2 separate regions of the Homo sapiens genome follow, and region 2 is linked to region 1. Evidence: chromatin contacts called from ENCODE Hi-C or POLR2A ChIA-PET data. All regions are on one chromosome and are shown on one strand. The core of a region is the stretch at or near the end of the contact, and the rest is flanking DNA. Distances in the headings are between cores, read along the strand shown.

The links. Hi-C counts contacts between places; a loop is a spot of excess contacts on that map. ChIA-PET counts read pairs that join two places held with the same protein, here RNA polymerase II (POLR2A). Pooled maps may share reads with other maps.
Region 2: a map of mammary epithelial cell shows a loop between it and region 1 (4-fold over the local background). The contact joins two enhancer-like sites. A Hi-C loop is called at or near these places in 1 of 168 maps with a recorded cell type or tissue (mammary epithelial cell) and 1 of 50 pooled maps. POLR2A ChIA-PET finds 5 or more read pairs at or near these places in 2 of 52 experiments (activated B cell and activated T-cell).

The regions. Positions count from the first base shown.
Region 1 is chr10:72,167,385-72,174,099 of GRCh38, reverse strand. The region is part of intron 5 of ASCC1 (activating signal cointegrator 1 complex subunit 1); the gene reads left to right. Among named protein-coding and RNA genes, the nearest start is that of ANAPC16, 45 kb to the left of the region's middle. Within about 2 kb of position 2,844, at least 9 of the 41 ENCODE cell types and tissues checked have a DNase peak (open chromatin) inside an H3K27ac peak, as active enhancers do.
Region 2 is chr10:72,007,908-72,014,622 of GRCh38, reverse strand. CHST3 (carbohydrate sulfotransferase 3) reads right to left here. Exons shown (of 3, transcript NM_004273.5): 3 at 1,065-6,715. The coding sequence ends at 6,152. Among named protein-coding and RNA genes, the nearest start is that of CHST3, 47 kb to the right of the region's middle. Within about 2 kb of position 5,427, at least 28 of the 41 ENCODE cell types and tissues checked have a DNase peak (open chromatin) inside an H3K27ac peak, as active enhancers do.

The DNA.
Region 1 (6,715 bases), core at 1,595-4,094:
TTTCGCATGCATGGATGAGGCCTTATTTAACAAGAAAGAAACTGAGGCTTAGTGATGTTGTGACTTAGTCATAAAGAAACATGTTTATTTTCATAAACAAAACTGCCCCAGGAAATTCCTGTTACTTCACTCTTTGCTTCTCCCTGCTGGGTGGAAGGTCAATACCATTAGAACTTTCAGGCGCCAGCCTGGGTGGCCAACCTAATGGAGTAAGATAGTTCCAGCTCCAAGTAATGGCAAGCTTGGAGCAGGGCCCAGTGTAATTAAACCCCTGCAGTAAAGAATTTGATGTTCGTTGGTCTTCATTCATCTCAGTGAATGGGCTTGGGGCAGGAATATGATGATATATTCCGAGCAAAGAAAAACAGTGGCTCTAGAGATTTATGCCGTTGCCTTGAAGGTTGTTTGGTTCCAAATTAAATTTAGATAATTCAGTAAGAGAAAAGTTTCTCTTGGTAGATGGCATTGTGAGGTAGGGCAGAATTTAGAGCGTTTCTCCATTCATTAAAAGACTGTCCAGTGGAGTTACTTGTAAATTATATAGTCTACAGTAGAGTTAAGGATTATTTGAACCCTTATGACTCATAATTCCAAAAAGGACTTTCGATCGTGTGACCCTTAGGTGTCCTGTCTGTACCTTGTCTTGCTCCATTGCCTTCTGTGTGTTTTGTTTCCCAGTACTTGGTGTTTTGGTGTTTTCTTGGCAAGTAAACTCAAGTTGACTAGAGTGCTAGGCTCCCAAAGGGTAAGGCAGGGAAAGCAAAGTTGTAGAACTTCCTTTTTCTAGCTGGGTATTAGAGCAAATTTATGCAAGAGAAAGTTGAAGAATAAAGAGAAAGAAAAAGGAAGAAAGAGCAATGGAATATCAAAGTGACTGAGATAGTAAGCTGGGAATTTTAAACCATTAGGCCATTTTCCCCTTATGTTTCCTAGTCATTTCCAGGTCTAGAAAGGTACTTGTGTGCACTTTCAGGCCTTTAGAATTGAGTCTGGCTCTACTAGTTAAGTCTTGATTTGGCATGCTAGTGACAGGGCATTTCTTTCCCTCATTTTTCTCTCTCTAGTCACTATATTTTATATATAAAAAAATATAAGAAATATATATATAATATAAAAATATTGTATATAACATATATAAAAATATAAAATATAATATATAATATAAAATATATAATATATAATATAAAAATATAATATATAATATATATAATATAAAAATATAATATATAATATATATAATATAAAAATATTATATATAATATAAAAATATAAAATATATATTATATATAATATAAAAATATAATATATAATATATAATATAAAAAATATAATATATAATATAAAAATATATAATATATGTAATATATATAATATAAAAATATTATATATAATATATATATTATATATTTTTAGAGGAACTAGTGTAATTTTACCTTTAAAACATCTCAACATTGGGCTGGGTGCAGTGGCTCATGCCTGTAATCCCAGCGCTTTGGGAGACTGAGGCCAGCGGATCACTTGAGGCCAGGAGTTCAAGACCAGCCTTGTCAACATAGCGCAACCCCATTTCTACAAAAGAAAAAGAAAAAAAGAAAAAAAAGCCCAACATCTATAAAAGCTTAAAAACAAACTGTTTCCTCTTTTATTTGTGCTTAGAGTTTTTCTTTTTTTTTTTTTTTTTTTTTGAGACTGAGTTTTGCTCTTTTGCCCAGACAGCAGTGCAGTGGTGCAATCTTGGCTCACTGCAACCTCTGCCTTCCGGGTTCAAGCGATTTTCCTGCTTCAGCCCTCGAAGTAGCTGGGATTACAGTTGTGCACCACTAGGCCTGGCTAATTTTTTGTATTTTTAGTAGAGACGGGGTTTCACCATGTTGCCCAGGCTGGTCTCGATCTCCTGACCTCGTGATCCGCCCGCCTCGGCCTCCCAAAGTGCTGGGATTACAGGCGTGAGCCACTGCACCCAGCCTTGTGCTTAGAGTTTTTCTAAAAAAACTTCAAAATTGTTAAATGTAACACACATCAGAAGACGATACAGAACAAATGGATGCTTTTATAACCACCGTGTAGGCTGGAGATACAATCTTATCAGCACCCTAGACTTCCTTGTCTTGCCTTTGTCTTCTTCCCCTGAAGGGTAACCACTGTCCCAACTTTTACAGTAATCACATCCTTAGTTTTCTTTAGTTTTATCACCCAAGTGTATTTCCCCAAAGATGCCTTAAAAAACATTTTGGGAAGGGGGCATGTGACAGGCAGAACAATGGCCCTCCAAAGATATTCACATCATAATCCCAAAACCGGTGACTATTACCTTTTATGGCAAAAGAGACTTTGAGATGTGATAAAGTTAAGGATGTTGAGATGGGTCTTTATAAGGGAGTTGGGCTGGGCGCGGTGGCTCACGCATGTAATCCCAGCACTTTGGGAGGCCGAGGTGGGCAGATCACTTGAGGTCAGGAGTTCGAGATCAGCCTGGCCAACATGGTGAAACCCCATGTCTACAAAATTAGCTGGACATGGTGGCGGGTGCCTGTAATCCCAGCTACTCAGGAGGCTGAGGTAGGAGAATTGCTTGAAGCCAGGAGGCGGAGGTTGCAGTGAGCTGGTATCTTGCCATTGTACTCCAGCCTGGGCGACAGAGCAAGACTCCGTCTGAGAAAAAAAAAAAGAGGAAATCAGGAAGGTCAGAGTCAGAGAAGGAGAGGTGACGATTAAAGTGGAGATTGAAGTGATGTGACTCTGAGCCAAGACATTCAGGTAGCCTCTAGAAGCTAGAAAGCTCAAGGAAGTGATTTGCCCTGGAGCCTCCGCAAGGAATGCAGCCCTGCTGACTCATGTTAGACTTCTGACCTCCAGAAGATGGTAGGATAAGTTCGTATTGTTGTAAGCCACAAAGTCTGTGGTAATTTGTTATAGCACCAATAGAGAATTTATACAGGAAGTAGTTTTAAACTCACAGAAAAGTTGAAGAAAAGAATAGTATCCTTTATTCAGATTCACCTATTGTTAATATTTCACTATTTGTTTTCGTATTCCATTTTTATCTTTCTCAACTGCTTTAGAGTGAGTTGCACATGTCATAGCCCTTTAACCCTAAATATTTCAAAATATTTTAATTAAAAATATTGGGGGGGGTGGGATCTTGCTATGTTGTCCAGGCTAGTTTTGAATTCCTGGTCTCAAGCTATCCCCTCAGCCTCCTGAGCAGCTGAGACTATAGGCGTGCACCACTGTGTCTGGCAAAATTTTTTTTTTGCATAATAATGTTATAGTTCTCAACCTCAATACGTTTAACATTGATAGTTTTATCTAATTTACCATCCACGTTCAAATTTTGTCACTTAATCCAGTAATATCCTTTGTAGCATTTTTTCCCTCTCTAGTTTGGGATTCAGTCTAGGATTAGGTGTTGTATTTAATTGTCATGTTTCTAGCCTCCTTGAATCTGGAACATTTCCACAGGCTTTCTTTGTCTGCCTTTCTTTCTTTTTTTTTTTTTTTTTTTTGAGATACAGTCTCACTCTGCTGTCACCCAGGGTGTAGTGCGGTGCTGTGAGCACCACTGCACCTTGAACTCCTGGGCTCAAGTGATCCTCCTGAGTAGCCAGGATTCCAGGCACGGTGCCACGCCGGCTCTTTGTCTTTCTTGACATTGGCTTTTTAAATAGAATGCTTCTCACTTTTGATCTGTCTGGCATTTCCTCATGAGTAGACTTAGGCATTCCTGGATGGAGCATTGCATAGGTGATAATGTGTCCTTCTTAGAGTATACAGTGTCCCTCATTGGTGATGTTAATTTTGACACCATCCAGTCAGTGTTGATTAATTTCTTTATAGTTACTATATTTTTACCTTTCAACCGATAAGCAGTCTAGAAGAGGACATTTTAAGACTATGCAAATATTCTGCTCCTCAACAAAATTTCTCCTTAGATTTAACATCCTTTAATGATTCTTGCCTGATTTTTTTTTTTTTCTTTGAGACGGAGTTTCACTCTTGTCGCCCAGGCTTTAGTGCAATGGCACGATCTTGTCTCACTGCAACGTCTTCCTCCTGGGTTCAAGCAATTCTCCTGCCTCAGCTTCTTGAGTAGCTGGGATTACAGGCACGTGATACCATGCCCTGCTAATTTTTGTGTTTTTAGTAGAGACGGGGTTTCACCATGTTGGCCAGGCTGGTCTCGAACTCCTGATCTCAGGTGATCCGCCCATCTTGGCCTCCCAAAGTGCTGGGATTACAGGCGTGAGCCACCACGCCCGGCCTTGTGTTTGTTGATTCTTTCTTAACCCCCTCTAGTGTGGATTTGATATTCATTTAAAATACAGTTGGGTTTATTTTTAGTTTACTTTCAAATTAGGTTTCTTTCCCTTTTCCATACTTGTTTATTTTATGTTTGAATATGTAGACCATTAACGTGCTTCCAAAAGTCAAAACTATGTAAGAGGCATACATACCCAGAAGTGTCACACATTCTTGTATTCTTTCTGCCCCTTTCTCCTTCATCCCTTGTGGGTGACCAATATCATTGTTTTCTGGTTTATTTGTCCTGTGTTTTTTTTGTAAAAATAAGCATATATATATTAATGTATGTTTTCTTATTTTCCCTTCTTTCTTAAATGGTAGCAAGTATAGAAGCTCTTCTGCACTTGTCTTTTTTTTTGAGACAGGATCTTGCTCTGTCACTCAGGCTGGAGTGCAGTGGCACTATCACAGCTCACTGTAGCCCCGACCTCTGGGACTCAAGTGATCCTCCCACTTCAGCCTCCTGAGTAGCTGGAACTACCGGCATGCATGTGCCACCACACCCGGCTAATTTTTGTATTTCTTGTGTAGACGGGGTTTCACCTTGTTACCCGGGCTGGTCTCAAGTGATCTGCCCACCTTGACCTCCCAAAGTGCTGGGATTGCAGGTGTGAGGCAACCCGCCCTGTCCTGCACTTTGCATTTCTCATTTAATAATAGGTCCTGAAATATCACTCCAGATCATTGTATACATGTGTTTATACATAGTTTGCAACCATTCTATACTTGAGCATTTAAGTGTTCTGCAGTAATGCTGTAATGTCTAACCTCATGCATACATATTTTACGTTGTTGATGTATCTTCAGGATAAATTCCTAGAAGTAGGATTGTTGGGTATATTAATCTGCTCAGGCTGCTGTCATAGAATACCACAGACTGGGTGGCTTAAACAATAGAAATTTGTTTTCTCTTAGCTCTAGAACTTGGAAGACTAAGATCAAGGTGCTGGCAGGGTTGCTTTCTGCTATAGCCTCTTCCTGGCTTGCAGATGGCCACCTGCTTGCTGTGTCCTCATGCGACTGTTTCTCTTTGCCGGCCTTTTCTCTGTGCTTTCTCACTCATGGTGTTTCTTCTTCTGAATAAAGACACCAGTCCTGTTGGATTAGGACCCCACCCTTATGGCCTTGTTTAACTTTATCCCCAAAAGGCCCTGTCTCCAAATACATTTACATTGAGTGGAAGGGCTTCAGCATATGAATTTGGGGGGCACACAATTCAGTCTAGAGCATTGGGTCAGATGGTAAATACTTATTTATAGTGTCTTTTGTTTTGTTAGATATTGCCAAATTTCCCTCCACAGGGATTGTACCATTTTGCATTTCTGCTAGCAATGTATGAAAGTGCCTGTGTCCCTACAGCCTCTCCAACAGAGTGTATTGTGAAGCTTTTGATTTTTTGTCAGTTTGATGGGTGAGAAATGATATTCAGTGTAGTTTTAATTTGCATTTTTTAAATGAGCAAAATTATATGTCTTTCTACATGTTCGAGTCATTTTTATATCTTTATTCATGTGAAGTGTCTGTCTTTTGCCTATTGTTCAATAGCATTTTGAGTTTTTTCTTTGATTTTTAAAAGTATTTTATTTTATTTATTTATTTATTTATTTGAGATGGAGTCTCGCTCTGTCACCCAGACTGGAGTGCAATGGCACGATCTCGGCTCACTGCAACCTCCACCTCCCAGGTTCAAGCAATTCTGCTGCCTCAGCCTCCTGAGTAGCTGGAACTACAGGCGCGTGCCACCACGCCCGGCTAGTTTTTTTGTATTTTTAGTAGAGACGGGGTTTCACTGTGTTAGCCAGGATGGTCCCGATCTCCTGACCTCGTGATCCCCCTGCCTCGGCCTCCCAAAGTGCTGGGATTACAGGGGTAAGCCACCACCAGTGAGCTAGCCAGGTGTGGTAGCTTCAGGTGGGAGGCCTGCTTAAGGCCAGGAGTTTGAAACCAGCCTGGGCAACATAATGAGACCCCATTTCTACAAAAATTTAAAAAAAATTAGCTAGGTGTGGTGATGTGAGCTTGTAGTCCCAGCCACAGGGAGGCTGAGGAGAGAGGATCGCTTGAGGCCAGGAGTTTGAGGCTGCAGGATTCATGATCATGCCACTGCACCCCAGCTTGGGTGACAGAGGAGACCTTGTCTTAAAAAAAAAAAAAAAAAAGACATAGACACAACTTATTTAACAGCTTCATTAAGGTATAATTTACATACCATAAAATTAATTCATTTTAAGTGTACAATTTAGTGATTTTAAATAAATTTACAGAGTTGTGCAGTCATTACCACAATTCAGCTTTAGAACATTTCCATCACCCTAAAAAGATCCCTTGTGCCTGTTTGCCGCCCCACTCCTCACCACAGGCAACTGTTAACCTGCTTTCAGTCTCTTTAGATTTGTCCTTTCTGGACATTTCA
Region 2 (6,715 bases), core at 4,178-6,677, 160 kb after region 1:
GAGACAGCAATAGCACCTGACTGGGGTGGGCAGCTTCTGTTCAGGTTGGGATGACAGGCACCGGCTCAAATACTTTAAGAGGTGGGAGGGAGCTGGCTTGAGCTTCCCAAGCCTGGACTGGGTGAACTGGCAGAGACACAGGTTAAGATTTGGGGAGGGGGGCCTGTTCCCTCACATTGAGCCTCTCTGAGTCTTCATTCCCTCACTCCAGGAGCCACTGTCCCCGTGCTCAGCCCTCCTCTGCCTCTTCCTGCAGCTGCTGGTCCTGCTACCCCTGTGTCCTGAGACCCACAAAGCCCCACCAGCTCTGGCTTCTGTGTTCCAAAATGAGCTCTCTCCCTTCTCCCCAGGGAAACACCCATGCTCTGCAGGCAGCTCTTGGGAGACAAGCAGGGCTGAAATGTAGTAAGAACTAAAGTTGTTATGACGGATGTAACTGCAATTTGAAAGGACTCCATTCAATTTCTTAGCTGAAAGGGTCCTTGGCAACCTTCTTATGTGTTTTTGGAGATTTAGTTGAAGGCCAAATAAATCTGAAATGCTATCTGAACACGTGAAGCAGATCAAAACGCACAGTGACTCTTGTTGAGAGGGTGCCGCCTGCCCTTTCAGCTGACTTTTGAATCCCTAATGGGGCTTTTTGGGAACAATGTTTGTGAACAACTGATTACACCTTCATTCTAAAAGGAAACTGGTGTCCAAGTAAGGGAAGTGACTTATGCAAGGTCACACAGCCAGACAGTGGCAAAGCTGGGACTCATCCCCAGGCCCCCTGACCGCTGGCCCAACACTCCTGTCTCTGCCCCCAAATACCTGGGTTTTCTCTCTCTCCGCTCAGCGCAGTCCCCATCAGCTCTGCCAGCCTGGTGACGCAAGGTACATTCATCCTGCCCCATATTCCCCTAGTGCCTTTGGTCCCTTGGGAATGGGCAGGGGGATTCTCTGTCCTGCTTCATGCTGGAAGTCACCTCCTTTCTACCACTGTTAATTAAAAAAAAAAAAAAATTATGACCCAATTGCTGCTGAGAACAAATGCAAAGGAAAAGGCAGAGACACGCTGCAGGTTTTGCTCATTGCATGATTTCATCTTTAATTAAATAAGTCAAGTAGGCCATCAGGAGTTGGGTTCACATTCTATTCTGCAAAGCAGGCCCTGACTGCTGGGGCTGCCAGCTCTCTGAAGGGCAGCCCCAGCGTTTCCAGGAGACGGCAGATTGTCTGTGGCCATGGCAAGGACATCTGGGACGACAGTGACAGCAATGGGGCTGGGAGCAATGTGGAACGGCGCCAGAGGCTGAGCAGAATGAGCTACATGCTACACATACACACACGTGGATGCATATGTACATACCATGGCAGTGTATGCCGTGAAGGGGTGTCTCGTACCATGCAGACATGAAATAGCAAACAGGGCTGAGGTGTTGGCAAAAAGACAGTGTGCAGGACCTGGGAGGGAGCAGGGGAGCCAGGAAAATTTGGACTAGAATATACAGCTGAGATGGAGACTTCAGGGGGTGCCCAGTTCAAGCCAATGGCAGAAGACGCAGACCACATGGGTCATTGTATCCCCCCAGCAAAGCACCTGATCCATGACATGAGCTAGGCCTGTGAGGATGGCGCCATGTCTGTAGCCTTGGAAACACGTAACAAATTTGTCCCCAGTCCAGTTACGGGGTGCCAAAGGACACGAGACCAAAGGATCTTGGAGCTCTTGAGACAAGTGAAGTTGCCAATTCTGCTTTGTGCTTTTGAGGTAAAGAGCAGCTTCCACTGTCTCTGAAACTGCAGCGAGTTGACAGGTGATGCGGCTGCATTTAGGAAGCCCTGGACCCTCTCCCTTCCATCTGGCTGCGCCTTGTCCTAGAAGCTTCACAAGCAAACCCACCAACTCAGGAGCCCTGGATTTCAGCAGATGGTCCTTCTATCAGCTTGTACAGATCAATAAGACACACTTGGCTTGTGCAGGCATCTGCTTCCACTCAGCCCCAATTTCTCTCCCCTTAGCTCTCCTTGCCTCAGGTATCAGCCCTTGAGATCTGGCTTCACTTTCTGACTTTGGGAATGGGGATGGGAGGGGACTGCCTTGAGGACACAGCCATCCAGTCTTCTGCTCCTGTCTTAGCAAGGGACAAGCCCTACAGTCAATTGGTCTCACCATGTTGCCCAGGCTGGTCTCCAACTCTTGGGCTCAAGCAATCCTCCCACCTTGGCCTCCCCAACTGCTGGGATTACAGGTATGAGCCACCGCACCTGGCCTCTACGGTCAATAGGCCCTAGTATAGGAGAGGATGACCCGGGGCTGGAAGACTTTAGGGTCAGGATATCTCCTCTACCACCCAGGCCAAGAATCAACCTTCTGGGAAGGACCTCCTGCTGAAGCTCCTTCCATTGCCAGACAGACAGATGGCAGAGATGGGAGGGAAAGATGTCGTGTGATGCCTGGTGCCCTCTGTTCTGTGGGGTTTGGTCAGCAGCTGCCCCACTACGCCAGCCTCTGGCAGTAGCTCCCAGGCTGAGGGTGCTAGCAGACCGGAAGTAAACTTGTTATTAAACATCTCTTTTCTGTTTATTTTCAAGTGCATGTATTGCAGAAGGACAAAAGCCTAAATTTGCTTTATGTTCCTCAGCTTTTGGAAAATAACTCGGTGACCACCTGCGGTGTATGTGACAGAGACTGGCTTCTATGCACATCTGGTCTTCTCTTTCCCTCTCTATGGGGACCTGAGAATCCTGCCCTCCACTAACTACTCCCAAGGACCCTCCAGGGCCCTCATCCATTCCTCAATTTATAAACAGGTCCCGAGGGGAAGATGGGAACAGGCAGAGTGGGGACAGCCTGTGAGCATTGGACGCTGCTGTGTCTCACCAAGGCCTGGAACGTTCTGAGCCATTTCTATATGCTGGGCCGCAGAACTCATCAACAAGAAAGAACATGAGTAAACACTCATTGCTGAATGGTCCCCTTGTGCTAGGGAGGCTGGCGGCCAGTGGAGAGAGGCCTCAGCTGCTCCCTCTGTCTCCGGGCAGGTGGGCACCTTGCAGGGGAAGGCTTCTGGCAGACAAGCTGGAACAGAGGAGAAGCCAGGGCTGGCCTCGCTGGAAAAAGAGGCCCGGCCACCAGTGCTTCCATCTTCTCCATCCCAGCTCCAAGCTGAAAATCATATCCACATGGGTGACTCCAACCATATCCATAACGTTTCAAGCCAATAGTCACACCACACTGTCCTTCCCCAAACCCCAAGGGTTCCCAGAGCATCGCTGAGCCCCAGGGGAATACACTTCCAGGAAACATCCACGCGCTTGTGACCTGTCTCAAACACCCGGGCAGAGGTAATACAGCAGCAAGGGCCCTGATGTAGCATCTCAGATCAACAAGAGAGAAACCAAGGGATCTCAGATCTTAAACAACGTCCTGGGGCCATCGTGGTGCTGGCGCTCCAGCTCATTCTCCTCTTGTGTTCTGAATCGTCTTCTGGTGTCCATGCATGAACGGAGTGTGTGAATGGTTTCTATTGTTATTTTGTCTTTCTTGATTTGGGTACAGCTTTGAGTCCCTGCAGATAATAAGGTATTTTCTGTCTCTTCTTTTCAAAAAATAAATAAATTAAGTCAACCTGCAGTGTGCACATTGTCAATGTCCTGAGAAGTCCCAAAGGCCCATTCTTGGTACCATCCTCAGAGGGCGGAGTGGGAGGTCTTGGCCCAGAGTAAGAAGGAGGGATAAAGTCTACTGTCCACATTAGCAGGGCCCCTAGGAAGAGCCTTGGATGGAGGTGGCTGCCCCCTCCCCAGTCCCAGCCCCTCCGACCTCCACATGGGGAACAGAGGAGGGAGCAGTGGGGAGGCTGGGGAAGAACGGCCAGCACTTCTGGGCCTGCCAGAAACATCCTGGCCCCACGGTCATGTTTTCAGAGCTGGTGTTCCTTTGAACTCCAAATTAGAACCATGTCTCTGCACAACTTACTCTTGGACTCTAAAACCAAGAGTGTTGGGGTGTTCAGGCAAAATAGCAAAAGAAAAGAAAATAAAAAAAACCCAAGAGTGGAGACCTCCTTGAATGACTGGAGTCCACAGTGACAGAGACCCAGCAGCTCAAATAGGCTGATTATAGCGAATCCCATGAGATGGTTACTGGCCTCACCTTCTCCAATGGTGGCTTCCTGCCAGGACACACTCTTCCCTCCCCCATGGCAATGTTGGACTCAGATCCTGTACTTCCATGGTGTCCATATTACTCAACCCAAAATGCAGCCCTCTGGGTTTACAATGGGCCGTATCTGACAGAGAAATTGTCCAGGAAACCAGAAGCAGAGCTGGGCAGCCCTCGGCAAACCCTTGCAGCTCCTTGTAAGCTCTGGATACTGAGTTCTGCTCCTGGGTTTGAGGTGGGAGTGGGGAAGGCCTTCTACTCTGGGTACACTTGTCGCTTGTCATGAGGCCCCTGCCCACCCAGGAAACATGTTAGGGCCTGTGAGGGATTTTCAAATCCAGCTTCTTCTCAGGGAGGGGCGAGGGCTGCAAATCTCTGCTGCTCTGGACACTAGGCAAGAACGCTGGTGGCTTTGAGATTCATCCCACATGGGGTTCAAACAGAAAAGCCCATAGGGCACTGTGGCCTGCCACGTGGCCACCTCTCCTCGTTCCTCCTGGGGAAGGCTCCTCCTCCTGTCCTCTCCCTCTGCCAGGAGCCAAGTGCTCCCTGCTGGTTTTCCCCAGCCTCCCTCAAGCCCTCAGGCCTCCACTGCTTGGAAGAGGCGCTCCTACAGAAACAAAAGCAAAAACACAGCCATGAAACAAGAAAGACACCAAGCCATAAATAAAAGCCCGAAACAAAACACCCAGCACATCCTGCGTTAAGCAATACTCTTCCCAGGGCCCTAAGGAGGAATTCCAGGCACTGGCTGTAACCACAGCAACCAACTGGCTGACTCCTGTCCACGAGGGAGAAGGCGGGCTTCTCAGGGGAGGGGGGGCATCCTGGTGGGACTTCTCCCCCACGGGCACTCTGTACTTTCCTCTTGGCCCTACCCCAGATGAGGCCTGGCTGGAAATGGAAGGCCCCGTGAGCTGCCTTTTGCCTCCAGGGACCACAGCTGCTTCTGCCTGCCAGGCCTGAGGCAGCCTTCAAATATGGACATGTTCGGGAGCCAGCCAAGCTAGACGGGGCCTTTGGCTGCACCATTTCAAAACATCCTGCCTGCCAGCCGCAAGGATGTGGATGGGTCAGAGGAGGTAGCCATGAGAATCTAAGGCGGGCAGGGGCTTTGAACGCTGCAGTTCTGAATCCACTGTTCAGTCCAAACCCGGCCAGGGAACTGTGTCATGTCATGGCCCTTTAACGCGTTTCTTTCCCCTGCCCTGCCCTCGAAATAATCCTACAAATGTTAAGCACAGGCTCCTCTGAGGTGTGTCATACAGAAAAACCCTGTGGGCATAAGCAGCGAGGAAGCTTGTCTGCATAGATGTGTGTGCACTTGTGCCTTTATGATGCTTGTCTATGTATGGTGTACATGTATGTATGTCTATACGCATGTGTGTGTTTTGCAGCTCTATAAGGGGCCCATATTCATCAGTAACCAGCACAGCCAACCCATTCATGAAAACGCTGAATCGCTCTGTACTAGTTGGTAAACAGCCACTGTCACCTCAAACGAGCCTCAAATGCCACCTTTGACACCCACGGCTGTCCTAGCCCCTCCTCCAAGGACCCACCCAGATTCCAGACTTCACCATCCAGACAAGAAACGGTTAACACCAAATAAAGCAGGAGGTCTGACTGTCACTGGTCAGAGCCTTGCCCCTTCTGATTGTTAAATATTTGGACTCTGGCCTGCAGGGTCTCCAGGCACGAATGTATGTTTCTGTGTGTGTGAGATCGAAGCTTGCCAACAGGCCCGGGCCTGCCTAGGCCTGCTCAGGAGGCTGCAACCCGTTGGGTCTGGGTGTGATGGCCCTCAAGGGGACCGGGCACTGTCCTGTTCTCCGCAATTAACCCTGGGGCCGCCGCTTTGGCTGGAGCGCTGGCTGGGGGCCCTACTGCTACAGGAGGCGCTGCCCGCTCATGGCGCTGTGCACCCGCCCTCTGCGAGGGCTGCGGCAGAAAGACGGGGCAGGCCTTTCACGAGGAGGGGCATACGGGGCCCCGGCCCCCCTACGTGACCCAGAAGGTGCCCCTCTCCTCCAGCAGGCTGACTGAGCGGTTGGTGAGGGCGGCGGCGTCCCGCGCCAGTTTGTAGCCGAAGAGGCGCATGGCAGGGCCGCAGGCGGCCTGCACCACCTGGGCCAGCTTGAAGGGCATGCTGAAGCGCCACTTCTCGAACTGCTCCGAGGAGTTCTTCTGCGTGGAGTAGATGCCGCTGCCGTCGTGGGCCGCCTGCGTGTTCTTTTGGATCCAGTCTTCCACCTGCGGGGTCAGGGGGATGCCGGCGAAGCGGTACATCTCGCGGGCCTTCTGCAGCGGCCCGCGTGCCACGTCCTCGTAGCGCACCAGCATGTAGCGGCCCCGCAGCCAGGCGGGCTGCCGCAGCCCCAGCTCCGCGGACAGGCGGATGCTCTCGCAGTTGCCCCGCAGCCGCTGCACCTCCTCTTCCCTCAGGCCGTCCTGGCCCTCGTCGTCCAGCCACTTCTTCCAGGTCTTATACTTGCCGGCGAAGGCCACCATGCGCGAGGCCAGCACGGCCCGGGGGTCGCGCACCAGCTGGATGACGCGCAGGTC